Regions from separate parts of the Mus musculus genome. Here regions 1 and 3 are each linked to region 2. A link is a contact called in ENCODE Hi-C or POLR2A ChIA-PET data. All regions are on one chromosome and are shown on one strand. Each heading gives the region's core, a stretch centred on a gene start or an enhancer-like site at or near the end of the contact. The rest is flanking DNA. Distances are from core to core; before and after follow the strand shown.

What was found. Hi-C counts contacts between places; a loop is a spot of excess contacts on that map. ChIA-PET counts read pairs that join two places held with the same protein, here RNA polymerase II (POLR2A).
Region 1: a loop to region 2 is called in a map of v-Abl transformed pro-B cells, with 2.8 times the contacts of the local background. The contact joins the promoter of Fam207a here to the promoter of Pfkl in region 2. A Hi-C loop is called at or near these places in 1 of 37 maps with a recorded cell type or tissue (v-Abl transformed pro-B cells). POLR2A ChIA-PET finds 5 or more read pairs at or near these places in 1 of 5 experiments (embryonic stem cell).
Region 3: a loop to region 2 is called in a map of left cerebral cortex, with 2.8 times the contacts of the local background. The contact joins the promoter of Ube2g2 here to the promoter of Pfkl in region 2. A Hi-C loop is called at or near these places in 1 of 37 maps with a recorded cell type or tissue (left cerebral cortex). POLR2A ChIA-PET finds 5 or more read pairs at or near these places in 2 of 5 experiments (Patski and embryonic stem cell).

The regions. Positions count from the first base shown.
Region 1 is chr10:77,513,768-77,518,483 of GRCm38, reverse strand. It overlaps Fam207a (family with sequence similarity 207, member A), which reads left to right and starts at 2,671. Exons shown (of 6, transcript NM_133998.3): 1 at 2,671-2,881; 2 at 4,070-4,178. The coding sequence starts at 2,744. It overlaps 2810425M01Rik (RIKEN cDNA 2810425M01 gene), which reads right to left and starts at 2,586. Exons shown (of 1, transcript NR_163865.1): 1 at 1,543-2,586.
Region 2 is chr10:78,007,613-78,012,130 of GRCm38, reverse strand. Pfkl (phosphofructokinase, liver, B-type) reads left to right here and starts at 2,324. Exons shown (of 22, transcript NM_008826.5): 1 at 2,324-2,532. The coding sequence starts at 2,448.
Region 3 is chr10:77,620,113-77,624,741 of GRCm38, reverse strand. It overlaps Ube2g2 (ubiquitin-conjugating enzyme E2G 2), which reads right to left and starts at 2,421. Exons shown (of 6, transcript NM_019803.3): 1 at 2,326-2,421. The coding sequence starts at 2,368.

The sequences.
Region 1 (4,716 bases), core at 1,422-3,921, 490 kb after region 2:
CCCTTCTGCATTGGTGGTCATTAGGCAGGGGTGGGCTTGTAACCTGGGGATGCAGGTTTGTTGGGGGAATAACCTGGAGGTACTGGTCATGTTGAGGGTATAACCTGGAGATGCTGGTCTTGCTGGGAATTAACCTAGAGACTGGAGCTAGGCTCAGGTTTTGTTGAGGAGGGGGGCAACTTGGAAACTAATGCTAGGTACCAGCCTGTTAGTTTACCTTAGTTCAAACTTAGGTCAGGTTCTCTAAAATGGAGTCTGATCTTCAAAGATCTGGCCTCTCATCAATGTACACACCAGAGGGTCTGGGAGGTAACGGCACATGGACACCCATGCCTGCCTTTCCCCATCTCCCTGATCACCAGACTTCAGGGAACTCCTGGGAAGTTGCTCTGTGCCCTTTGCAGGTTGACCCAGGTGGCTGGAAGGCCTTGGGCCTTGGTGCTCAGCCAGAAGCTGTGAAGGACAGGAGGCCAATTCCCTGCCCCACTGCCTTGAGCGGCTGGCTGGCCTAGCACCCATGATCAGAGTCAAATTAGGACTCTGTGTTGCGGGTTCCGTCACCAGAAGGTCCTGGGCCTCTGAGATGCTGTGTGTCTGTACCAGCCCTGTGCCTGGGGCTCCCGCCCTTCATTCACACTGTGATACCAGCCTCTTTTCTGCCCAGCCCTAGGAATCTGTGATCTCCAACTATAAGCTGCTAGGGGTCACTTCCTGGCTCTCACTTTTCTCTTAGTCCTCAAGCAGCTCATTCTAACCCCCACTGTAGAAACAGGGAAACTAGGCTTGAAAAAGCTCAGGCCTTGGCTAGGTCACCCAAAGAAAGGTGGACCCAGCAAACTTGGCCACCTCCCTGGGAGGATCAAGGGAGCCCTCCTCCCCGAGAAAAGCCAGGCAGAACTGTCTTGGATCAGTCGCTGGGGCTGGGGACGAACTGAGAGGTGATCTGGACCCTGCTGATGCCTGCGGGGTCTGGCAGCTGAGTTTCCAGGGCTGGGCGCGATGATACATTGTCCGCCTCCCCTCACCCCAAACCCCCATCCCGCCTCCCAGTAGCTGTATCAGTGGACCAGCCTGCGGTCACACCTACACTCTAGTTGACTTGGAGCAGGGTCGCGGTCTAGAGCCCGAGGGGGGGGGGGAATTAGCCAGAGACACCTGTACAGTCCTCTCTCTAACTGCAAAACTAGCTGTACAGTCCTCTCTAACTGCAAAACTAGTTTGCCAGGAGCCAGGGAAGCACGGGACACGCGCGCCCTCAGGCGGCAGGAAGAAGAGTTGAGGATTCTAAAAAATTAACTTTGTTGTCGTCGACTTGTGAGTTCCTTGGGGTGCCCTGGAACTGGCCTTAAGCAACTCATCCTCCATGGGGGAACCTGGGGTCCATCGGACAGCCCAGAGCACAGGAACACTGCTGAGGGTTGAGAAGGAGAAAACATTTAGGGGGTGGGGGGGTGGGGTGGGGATCTGTCCTAGGTAAAAGCCAGGCTAGCTTTCAGGGTGGCTCTGGCTGCCAGATCTTCTGGGGAGATGAACCAGGTTGTGAAGAGTTCAATGGACTTTATTCCCAGGTCATCTCAAAACAAGCTTGCGAAAGTAACTTTTATTCGCTTGATGTCCTTGTTGTCTCGGAGGCTTACTGCTGACTACGATCTCCTTTTCTAGCTCTTTCTGAACTCTTACTGGCTGATTCAATTCAGCTGTTCTGGCTCAAACGTCTCTTCAAGTCGCCTGATTCAATCTAGTTTGTCTCAGCTTCACATCTAGTGCACTGCTTGGCCTGCAGCCACTCACTCACTGTTCTAGATTGCTTTCTGTTGCTGTGATAAAAACACTTATCAAAGGCAGCGTGGGGAGGAAGGTGTTCTTTACATCTTACAGGTTGGATCTCATCGTCAGGGAAGGAGCAGGAACCTGGAGGCATCCCCTGATGAGAAACCGCATCGGAAAGATGCTTATTGGCTCTGCTCCCTGGCATGCTCTGCTACTTCAGCCACTGTGGGGCACCGGACTCCGCTTTGGGCTCACCTTCTCCCCACAAATCCCATCTCACTGTGGATCCCTAGCAGAGACGTCCCGGCATCCAGGATGCTCTCTACCCTAGAAGGGAAGAAGGCAGAAGGCCTCTACCCTGGCTGTGCCTGGGCCCAACTTTCTTTTGTGGCTCCAACTATAGCCCACTTTGGTTTTGTATTGTATTTTACAGGTGTCATTTGGGTGAAGAGCTGGAATTACCCTTCGTCCTTGCTTTCCTTAAGCAATACTGCACTGGGTGCACAGGGGCTGTTGGACACGGAGCCGACTGTGCAGGAAGACGGAGGCCGTTCGGTCCATCTGGTACCCATTTAAGTGGAATTGCAAAGTCCCCAACTCCAGGACCTGTTTTAAGGACGAAACGCCAAGCTGCACACATAGAGACCCGCATGAGTAAAACCGACGTGAACCTTTCTCCCTATTCTACCCCAGACGCGCGCGATAGAAACATGGCGTAACGTGCACCCGAGGCTTCAATAGTTTTACTTCCCTGGCTCTTGGCTGCAGCCACATCGCCACACGTCTAACGCGCTAGCGGGAGCGCGCGACGTAAGCACCGCAACTGCGCACGCGCTACGGGAGGCACTTCCGGGGACCGGCCGAACGCCGATCTACGCAGCCGCGGCTCTATTTCCGGCTGTCTGGGAGCACTTCCGGGAGGCTCTTCCACTAGTGAGGCGGCGTTGCTAACAGGCGGAAACCTCCAGGGAAGATGGGGAAAGTGAGGGCGCTGCGGGCTCGTGTGCACCGGGCGGCCGTGAGACCCGACGGGGATTCTGCACCGGGCCCTGTGCCCCGCGCCGTGGAGCCGGCGCTCCCACAATCCCCGGCGGGCGGAGCGGGGGCGAAGGTGAGGTGTGGGGCGCCGGTCGGGCCAGGTCTCTGCCGAGCCGGATCTCCAAAGATCAGGAGCCCTGGATGGTTGGGTGTCGCCTCTTCTGTGTGTGTTCCTGCCACTCTGGTTAGGGTCCTGACCCGGCCCACCTTTAGCCGTCATGCCTTCTCGGTTGGGGTGTGAGGCTCCAGAAGCGCTTCCATCTCTGGGGGAAAATATCCCACTACGCTCTGGAAATGTCGCAGGGCGCTGTCTGTCTGCCTCTGTCTATCTCTGTGTCTCAGTCTCTGGTGTGTGTTTGAGACAGGGTCTCTCTATGTAGCCCTGACTATTCTGGAACTCACGCTGTAGACCAGGCTGGCCTCGAACTCATAAGAGATTGACCTGCCCCTGCCTCCCACATGCTGGGGTTAAAGGCATGGCATGCACTTGTGTCCCTGGCGCTTGCTTGTTGCTTTGGCCTTTGGGATCTTATTTATTTTTATTTTACCTCATCTCATTCTTTCTTTATTCTTTTGAGACAAGGTTTCACCCTAGCCCCCCCCCCCAGCTTGTCACTCTCGTGCCCAGGCTGTAGCCCACTGTGCCCAGCTTTTATTTGTTGTTGTAGCCAAACTGAGAGCTTCTGTTTTCTCCCACACCCACACCCACGGGAGGTGCTGTGCAGTCATTGATTCGTGCAGCCATTGATTCTTATTTTTCCCATTTTTCTTTTAATTTGGTAACTTGGCTCAAATTTAAGCCTTGTGTTGACAGAGATTGTTTTTATGCCCCTTTGGTCAGCCGCGTCTTTGCCTCACTGGAAGGTTATGTGGTTGGTGTTCCTATTTTTGTTCCTCAGAGATGCCCAAGGACCAGTACTTAGAGGATTCCCTCTGCTCACTCCTGGGAGGGCCCATGCATACAGTTGTAAGCAGCAGTCATGCCTTATCTCACAGCTACTCTTGGATCTGCATGTGTTTGCAGGGAGGCTGTGCTCAGGCCCTGTGCTAGTGTGGCTCTACTCCCCAAGACTCTCTGATTGTCCCAAGTCTGATGGGGGCAGGAAGGAACAGGCCTGATCTGGGAACAAGGACGTAGATACTCTTCCGGGGCCTCCCTGGCTGAGAAGTAGAGGATTTTTGCCTTAGCATCTTCTCGATGTGTGACTCTCAAACCAAAAGTCAACTTGATGTCCTCTCTCTTCTCCTGTTGGGATTGCAGGACTGGACATTCGTTCACAATGACATCTTTGCCAGGACACAGATAGACCCTAGTGCGTTGGTGCAGAGGCTGGAGCTGGACCAGAGGAGTGTGGTGTCCCTAAAGAGAGGTGAGTTCCTGCCTTTGGAGAGTCGAGAGGGCAGCCTGACTGTTGCCTGTGGACTAGCCCGTGCTTTAAAAGATGACACTAGGCATGACATGTGTTGCATAGCTTAAATCCCGGCACTTGAGAGGCTGAGGCAGGCCAGTCTCTACATTCAAGGCCAGCCTGGACTACACATCTAGTTCCAGGAAGAAACAAGGCTGTGTGGAAAGACCCTGTCTCAAAGCAAGACTAAAGGAGATGTTACTTTTACAGGAAAAATAAAAAAAGAACAAAACCGTAAAGTATACCAAAGTAGAAAGACTGGCGCTGAGGAGTGCCACAGGCCAGTGCCTACCCTTGGTACCACACAAGGAGTCCTTTTGAAGCAGGTATCAGGCTGCCCGGCATTCCATTCATAAATTCTGAGCGTGCTTACACTAGATAACTTACCTGCAACATTGATGCTGCGCCTGTGTTGTCAAGGCGGCAAAAAGCAGGCAGGCCTTGTGGCCGCCATCTAGTCAAGACAGTTTTTTTTCCCCCCTTCCCGCCCTGCCCCGTC
Region 2 (4,518 bases), core at 1,075-3,574:
AGTTAAGAGCACTGACTGCTCTTCCAGAGGTCCTGAGTTCAATTCCTAGCAACCACATGGTGGCTCACAACCATCTGTAATGAGATCTGATGCCCTCTTCTTGTGTGTCTGAAGACAGCTACAGTATGCTCATATAAATTAAATAAGTTTTTTTTTTTAAAAAGAACAAACAAACAGAATCCAGAAGGGCACACATGTATATACACATAGGTGCTAAGATGACAGGAAAATGATGATCAAAAATGTTGGTGCAGCGGCTACTTGTGAGGGCTCTATAGCCAGTATATAGCTTTTATGCTCCTTTTTTGATGTTTCTAGTCCATTGTAAGCCACATTAGACATTAGTATTTTCTTTTCTTTTCTTTTCTTTTCTTTTTTTTTTTTTTTTTTTTTTTTTTTTTTTTTGGTTTTTTGAGACAGTGTTTCTCTGTATAGCCCTTGCTGTCCTGGAACTCATTTTGTAGACCAGGCTGGCCTTGAACTCAGAAATCCGTCTGCCTCTGCCTCCTGAGTGCTGGGATTAAAAGCGTGTGCCACCATGCCCAGCTAGTATTTTCTATAAACTACTTTGAAACTTGAGTTTACAGCAAGTTTTTCTCTCCTAACCTTTTTTTTTTAAAAAAAGATTTACTTATTTATTATATGTCAGTACACTGTAGCTGTCCTCAGACACACCAGAAGAGGGCATCAGATCTCATTACGGGTGGTTGTGAGCCACTATGTGGTTGCTGGGATTTGAACTTCGGACCTTCGGAAGAGCAGTCGGGTGCTCTTACCCACTGAGCCATCTCATCAGCCCTCTTATAACCTTTTATGCAGGAGTTATAACCCCCCTACAATCCAGTAAAACATTTTTTCTTTTTTTTCTTTAGGTTTATTTATTATGTATACTGTGTGTATGGCCTGCCTGTATGTATGCCTACAGACCCGAAGAGGGCACCAGATCCCATTACAGATGATTGTGAGCTACCATGTGGTTGTCAGGACTAGAACTCAGGACTTCTGGAAAAGCAGCCAGTGCTCTTAACCTCTGAGCCATATCTCCAGCCAAAACACCTCCCCACTCCCCACCAACAAAAGCCCTGTTATGTTCTTAGAATTTGAGTTAAACGGACCGCCCCTTCCTTCTTTCCTTTATTCCTTTTATCCCTGTTCTTGGTTTCTTTGTATAGCCTTGGCTGTCCTGAAATTTGCTCTATCGACCAAACTGACCTTCAAAGATCTGCCTGTCTCTGCTTCCTGAATGCTGGGATTAAAAGCGTGTGTCACCACTGCCAGACAATAAAAATAGCTCTTAAAGAATTTAGCAAAACCAGGCAAAAATCAACAAACTGTCAGGGTCAGATGGGGTACCCTCATCTCTGCAGGACAGCCCTACCATGGCAGCCCAGATCCAGCGCTCTGGACTGTGGGTAGCTTTCCTTGAGAGTCCTGGATCTGACCATTGCTCCACCAGCTTCGAATCCCTCTAACCAATCCTGAGGGGCTGGTTCCCCACTTTGTGCTCAGGCAAAGGCCACTCGCCTGAACCAGGAGCTGTGAGAGTTGAGAGAAGCGGCAGGTTTAGCAAATCACCCTGAAGTAAAAATGCTACGCTAAGTGTTTCTCTTTCCAAATCCCCAACTACATTCAGCAGTCGCGATGGGACGAATCGTGGCTATCGTCTCAGATACAACTGCAGCTTTCCTATGTTTTCTTTTGCTCTCTTTCTCCCTTTCTCCCTTTCTTTCTTTCTCTTTTTCTTTCTCTCTTTCTTTCTTTCTTTCTTTCTTTCTCTCTCTCTTTCCTTCTTTCTTTCTTTCTTTCTTTCTTTCTTTCTTTCTTTCTTTCTTTCTTTCTTTCTCCTTTTTTTGTTTGTTTGGCTTTTTTCCTTTTCCTTTTTTTTTTTAACTTCGGCTCGAAGGAGACTGTTGCAAGCCTAAATCAACTCAAGGAGCGGCTTAGGAATTCTCACCCAAGCCACACCTGCATCCCCGGATGCTGGCCAAGTGGGATTTAAAATGCCCGTGAGACTTGGCTACAGGTTTCCTTTAACAGCGCCTGGACAGATGTAAAATCAGCTTGCTGTAGCATGAACTCCACTTGCCCAGAAACTTCAGTCAGGCTCAGGTTGTGAACTTCATTTGGTGAGGACGTTGATCCTAGCTGCTGGGTACCTGGGGAGTTCGGTGGCGGGCCTGGGGAACCAGGGTTCCGGAACCGCTGCGCAGACATTTGTAGACTGGCGTGCGCTCCGCCTTTCTTAGCGCAGCTACCTTCTCCAGCAGCCACTAGAGGGGCGACCAGGTCCCCGAGCCTGTCAGTCAAACGTTATACTGGGGGCGGAGCCGGGGCGGGGCGGGACAAACCGGGTACACAGGCAGGCGCACGGGGCGGGGACAGGCGACAGCGGCGCGGAACGCAGAGCGGCGGGAGAGGAGCTTGGGCTCCTGGTCTCCGCTGCCGCCATGGCTACCGTGGACCTGGAGAAACTGCGGATGTCGGGGGCTGGCAAGGCCATTGGAGTGCTGACCAGCGGCGGTGATGCGCAAGGTGATGGGACGCGGGGGCGTGTTTAGGGATGGATCTGGGGTTTCTGCCTGTCCTCGGAACCCTTCGGGCTTGTCCACTGCCCCTCGCCTAGGGATCTGGGGTGTACTTGGCCAGCCAATCTCCTGTGGAGCACCGTGGCTTCAGGTCCCTGTCCCCAAGCTCCGCCCCGGGTAGCTGGCGTACGTGCTGCAGGCCACGGGCCTTGGCACGCCCCGCCCTCGCGCTGCCTAGGTCCGCCCGGTTTGGGGGTGTGTCCGCGCAGCACGCAGACTTAGGGCACCGGGCTATTCCTTTCTAGGCCACACGTGTCAGGACCTCTAAGAGAAGCACAGCCGGCCAAGTTTCACAGGCCGGAATTTGAAAGGATCAGGGACCCTGTACCCTCCCCCGTGCAGCCTGTGATTCCTACCTTCTCTGTACTGGGATGGGGTGAGACTGAGGCAGGCTTGCCCACACGCCTTTGCCTGGGCTGCTTCCTGTCCCTTGGATGGAGACTTAAGTGGAGAACAGAGGGCGTGGAGCGGGGGTATTTTTTTACCGGTGTAACAGGGCAAGCACCACAGGGCTAATAGTTGAGGGTGCACAGCCTCTTCTCGGCCTGGTAAGGCTAGGGAAAAGTCTGGGCTTGGGAGGATCTGCCCTCTTCTCAGCCCCTCTCTTGGTGGCCTGGTTCCAGGCTGACTGCTGATGTGCGAAGTCTGTGGCTCTAGTTGGGTCCGGCTGAAAAGAAATACTACCCAGTTGGGGGCTGAGGAAGACACGTGGAGCTTCAAGGGGCTTGGCTTCCCTGAGCACTGCAGTTGAGCTTCGCCATTTCCTTCCAAACATTTCAGGAAATACAGACACACATGCTCCTAAGCGGGGTTCCTGACTGCCCAGCCCTTACCTAAGAGATCGGTAGGAACAACACAGGATAGATACATCTTACAAGCATGATTGCAAGTCCAGGAAGGCAGGAAAAAATGTCACTCTGACTCCCATAATGCTGGAAATCTCAAATCTCTGTTGGGTCCCCTGGGCCTGGTCTAGGCTGGCAGTCAGCATACCCTTTTTCAGGGCTGTTTCAGCTTGTACATCCCAGTGCTGTCACTGAGACTGGGCCGGGGACCTGTGGAAGAATCACCCATGGTAGTGGACCACAAGAGAGGCCCTGACTAGGCCCACATCACCCATTAGATAGGCATTTCAGTGAGGCCAGCAGAGTCCTGAGTCCCATTTGTAGGGCTCCTGCCTCTGGCAGGCATAGATAGGCTATCCACCTCAGGCTCCTGTCTGAGCAAGGGAGGCCCCAGTGTCTGAGGGATGGTAATATTGAGTGGTCTCTGCGCGAGGACTTCTGCTGCCTTCTGTGAGAGGCAGCTGCCAGGCCAGGGCCACCAGGGTGACAGACATTTGTTTTGGAGGCTGGTGGAGGAACCAGAGACAGGAGGCCCTTCCTGGTCAGGAGAGGGTAGGCAAAACCTGCTTACATTTCCATTCTGGCTTCAGGGCAAGATCTCTACAGGTTTTCCCAGAGTCCTCTTTGGGTAGGGTCAGTATCAGTGGGCAAGGGGCAGCAGCTGGTATGGGACAGAGTGGAGCCTTCTGTTGCCTGAATTCTGGAAGCGCCTGTGGGTGTGTTCCCCAGGCCCTGCTTTCTTCTGTGCCCAGTCAGCTGCTGGGCTCCTCATGCCTTCTGTGTGCTCACGGAGCCCCATCTGCATGCAGTGAACATGTGAACACCAGTCCTCATTTGAGAAGGCAACACGGGCCTAGATCCCAGTCCTGGCCTGGCTGGAGGTAACCAGCTCCTTGGCCTAACCTGTGCGCTGCCTCTGGCCTATGAAAAGGTTTCTTTTTTCCTTTGAGCCAGGCAGGAAGACCCATCCTTTTCAGACCCAAGTCTCTCCCTTCCTGTTGGCCAAGAGTCATGTTAGGGAACTGAGGAGGGCTGCTGTTCACCAAAGTCTGTTTGACTGGAGGACTTTGTTTAAAAAGAACCACAGG
Region 3 (4,629 bases), core at 1,172-3,671, 390 kb after region 2:
CTCAGCAGATGTACCAGAATTAAATACAGAACATTCTGACTAGGCTGGGCCCTAAGCCAGTGACTGTTGACATTTCAAGTGGAAAAATCTGAATACCGACACACCCAGGCTCAGATGGCCACAGGAAGGTACAGGAGAGGAAGGACTTACACTAGCACAGCTAAGTAACCCGCAGTAGCCAGCACTCTAGAGCTGAGAGGGAGGAAGGACCTTCCCCAAAAGCCCACCCTGCCTAGGGTGACAGCCCAGGCCACAAGTGGGCTTCTAATTCTATCTCCAAACCATGAGATGCTGTCTGTTATGGTATCTGAGTGGTGACAATGTTACAACAGCCCTGGACCACTGTTCCCTTGTCTGTCACAGTAAGAAGAAAAGCTGTGGAAACATATGACAAGGACACAAGAACACACACTGTTCTTACAGAGGAACCAGGTTCGAGTATTGGCACCCGTATGAAAAAGAGGCAGGCTTTATTTACCATGGGTGCCTGTAGCCCCAGAGTTGGAGGCAAGGGAGGAAACAGGAAGATGTCTGGGGCTAACTGGCTGGCCATTCTAGCTGAATTGATGAGCTCCAGGTTCAATGACAGGCCTGGTCTCAAGAGAAGAGGGTGGAGAGTGAGCGACAGAGTGGGACATTCAATATCCGCCTCTGCGTGCACAGGACACTGCACTTGGGAGCAGTCTAAGGTCTTCGCTTGGCTCTTTTTGTGATATGACCACAGTCTAATCGTTTTATATCTGTTATTCAACTGCTATAAAAGAAAAACAAGGAGCCTGAAAAACAATAGGGATGAAGAGATGACTCATAGATTTTGTTGCTCTTGCAGAAGATCCAGGTTCTAGTTCAGCACCCACACAAAGACTCACAACCAGCTGTAACTCCAGTCCCTGGGGATCTGATGTCATCTTCTGACATCCACTGGCACAGGCACACATATGACACACTTACCTATGTGTAATCAAAATACTCATAAAAATACACATAAAAAACACATTAAAAAAAAGTTAGACAATGAACCACACTCAAGGTCATATCGCCTCTAAATCTACAGTACAATCAGGTATGCAAGAACACCTTCGCTCTAGCCCAACCTCGGATGTTCTAATTCAACCTGGATGTTCCTGTTGAATCTACCTAATACTAGAGTACATGGTCTTAAACAGAGGACAAACCTTTTATACCATAAAGGAAGAAAAACACTCAGTGGGACTTTTATTGAATTCACAAGGACACGGAAAAAACCTCCCTCCCTCCCTCGCTCCTCGTGCTTTGTACTGCTGGATGCATTTCCATCACTGCTGCCACAGGCTTAAACAATATCCATTGATGACCTCATGGTTTCCATGTGGGCTTGGGCCCAGCCGAGACAGCTGGTTGTTTCAGGGCTGCAACCCAAGTCCATTCAAGTCGCTGGCACAACTCAGTTCCGTATGGCTGTAACACTGGTCCCAGACTAGCTGTCAGCCTGGGGCCACCCTTAGCTCCCTGCCCTTTTTTTTCCTCTTCCAAGAAGCCACAGCAGGTGGAGTCCTTCTCCTCTGTGAACCCCCTGAGCCCCTCGCCAGCCTTCCTATTTTAGAGTTCCCTCTTTAACCAAATTCCTTCTCTCTCTCACACGGAGATGATTCACAACCTTAACTTCAAATTAAGTGACAATACGTTTTGTCTGACGTACGAGTAGAGGCTTTTTGTGGCGGATAAGTTTTTCTCTAATGTGAATACCCTTGGGTAGAAGTGGTCAAAACTTAAACCCCTGTCCCGGAGCTTAAATGCTGTTCCCTCTTTTTTAGATAAAGGGGATGTGTCTCAATCTAGACACAGAGCTGAAAAAGTAAAACAGAGAGAAAAACAGATCCGGATCCAAGGAAACTGTCCGGAGCCCGTGTCCGAGAAACTTTGGTTTTCCCCAGCAACTCGCACCTGCGGCGTGGCCGGGGGTTTGAGGCGTTATCTTGTTTATTTTTAACTTTCTCCCCCAACTCCCCTCGACGGCTCGACCACCTTACGGGGATTACCCGGTACTCGCCCCGCAGCATCAACTGTCGGGAGGGCAGATGCGCAGCACACAGGGGCTTAGGGACCAGACCCGGGTGGCAGGGCCACGGCGGCGCTGCCCCGGCCGGCTTCTGAGCCCAGGGCCAGCCCCGCTGCCGCTGGCTGGGGTGCGCAGGTGACGGCGACAGCCTGGCCTTTTATCCGCACGCGGAATCTCGCAGCCCGGCCCAGTACCCCCGCACCGCACCGCACCGAGCCGAGCCATGCCGGGCCACGCCGCGGGCGACTATGGGGAAGAGGACAGGAAGGCGGCGCCGCCTGACTCACGCTTATACTCGGCCATCAGCCTCTTCAACGCCGTCCCCGCCATACCGCGGAACCTGCGTTCAGCAGCCTCGCCACATCCGCGCCGGTCCCGCCCGCCCGCTCCGACGCCCACGACTGCTTCCGGGTCGCGGGCTCCGGGCGCAAATGCATCCGGGGCGCGCGCGGGTGACGTGGCGCACCCGGGTGCTTCAGACAGGCTCGCTGGGGTTCGCCTCGCGCTCCCCGGGTAATGGCCCGGGTCGACGGAGCTCGGCTTCCAGAATCTTCTCGGCCGGCCACACCCTCAGCATTGAAGGTTTCCTACGCCGCCGTGAGGCTTTGCGCAGCTCGCCCTGCGGCCCTTTAGTCTTGAAAAATAGTGCGAGAGCTAATGGCTCATCATGGATTGTTCCTGAATGAGACTCATGTCCTTGCGCTTGGGCTCGCCCCTCAGAAGTGGCTGTCCAGATCGTGAAACTTTCCCCTTGTAGGCATGAATGTCCTAGAACTCATTATTTAGCCCAGGCCGGCCTCGAATTCACAGAGATGCCACCTGCCTACCTCTGTCTCCCAAGTGCCACTACACCTGGTTTTTGAGGCCCAGGTGATTTGAGATGACACTTCTAGCAAGAGAAAGAGTACCTTGGTTTCACAAAGGAAGGATAAAGTTCCCGGGCCATATCCCATCCTCTCTGGCCAAAAAAACTCAGACTCTGCCAAGTAAGCTGTACTTCCTCATCATACGGAACTGCCAGATAGATGCTTGGTATTTTCTTAGGTGCACCACTGCCTTCGCTAAGTGGACATGAGGGATACAGCTCGGGACGTGGCTCTCCGAAAAAAGGGGCTTTCAGGACTAGGTGTAGGGACAAAGAGAAAGTTCCTGCTGGGACCCTGAGTATAAGAAGCTGAACTCAAAAGATTTGAGGCATTAGATTCATCACATTTGTCGTTTTAAAAAAGAATATTAAGGGGGCTGAAGAGATGGCTCAGCGGTTAAGAGCACTGACTGCTCTTCTGGAGGTCCTGAGTTCAAATCCCAACAACCACATGGTGGCTCACAACCATTTGTCACGAGATCTAATTCCCTCTTCTGGTGTCTGAAGACAGCTACAGTGTACTTACATACAATAAATAAATCTTTTAAAAAAATATATTAGAGCCAGGCAGTGGTGGTGCACACCTTTAATCCCAGCACTTGGGAGGCAGAGGCAGGCCGATTTCTGAGTTCGAGACCAGCCTGGTCAACTGAGTGAGTTCCAGGACAGCCAGGGCTACACAGAGAAACCCTATCTTGAGAAAGAAAAAAAATATTAGGATGCTACTCCAATTACATGTAAGGTTAAAAAAAAAAAAAATCCCACACGCATAACCCTCCCAAGCATGCCCCACCCACAAGTCAAAAGGAGGCCTCGAGGACACACTGCTCCTCCTGCTGTTGCCTGTAGAAGCATAAGTTAGTCTAACACATCCAAATGATGTGGCAGCCCCGATTCCCTGCGACAGTTTGAATGTGAGTCGTGCCCACATGTTTGCTGGTCAGGGTGGAACCTCCACTAGCTGGATAGGGGTGAATTTTGAGATTAGGATTAGCTTAGTTTCTAGTTCTCTCTGCTTCCCAGTCAGCTACCCGGTGAGTAAGCAGCTGTCACACACTGCTGCCGCCTTGGAGCCACCTGCCGCCATGATAGACGGTATCCCCTCCAACCCCAAGGCAAAATTAACTTCTGTGTGTCGGGTATTGATCCCATCAGCAAGAAAACAAACTTGTAAAGTAGTACCATGAACTGAGGCCATCCCTGGGATGAGCCTGACCATGAGCTTCAGAGCTAGTTTGGTTTTGTTTTAAAGATTTTTATGAGTACACTATGGCCGAAAAAAAAAAAAAAGATCTATTTATTTATTTAATGTGAGTACATTGTAGCTGTACAGAAGGTTGTGAGCCTTCACGTGGTTGTTGGGAATTGAATTTTTAGGACCTCTGCTTGCTCCAGTCAACCCCACTGGTCAACTCTGCACTGCTGGCCAAAAGACTTATTATAAGTACACTGTAGCTGTTTTCTGACACACCAGGAGAGGGTGTCAGATCCCATTACAGATGGTTGTGTGCCACCCTGTGGTTGCTGGGATTTGAACTCAGGACCTCTGGAAGAGCAGTCAGTGCTCTTAACCGCTGAGCCATCTCTCCAGTCCCAGCCCCAGAGCTAGTTTTAAGGAGAAAAGTGGAAAACAGGTTCAGAGCTGGGAGCTAGAGAACTCTCAGATTGCTGTGAGCAGGGCTAAGAGGACGACTCTGGGGGGAATTTGGAAGACCAGAACACCAAG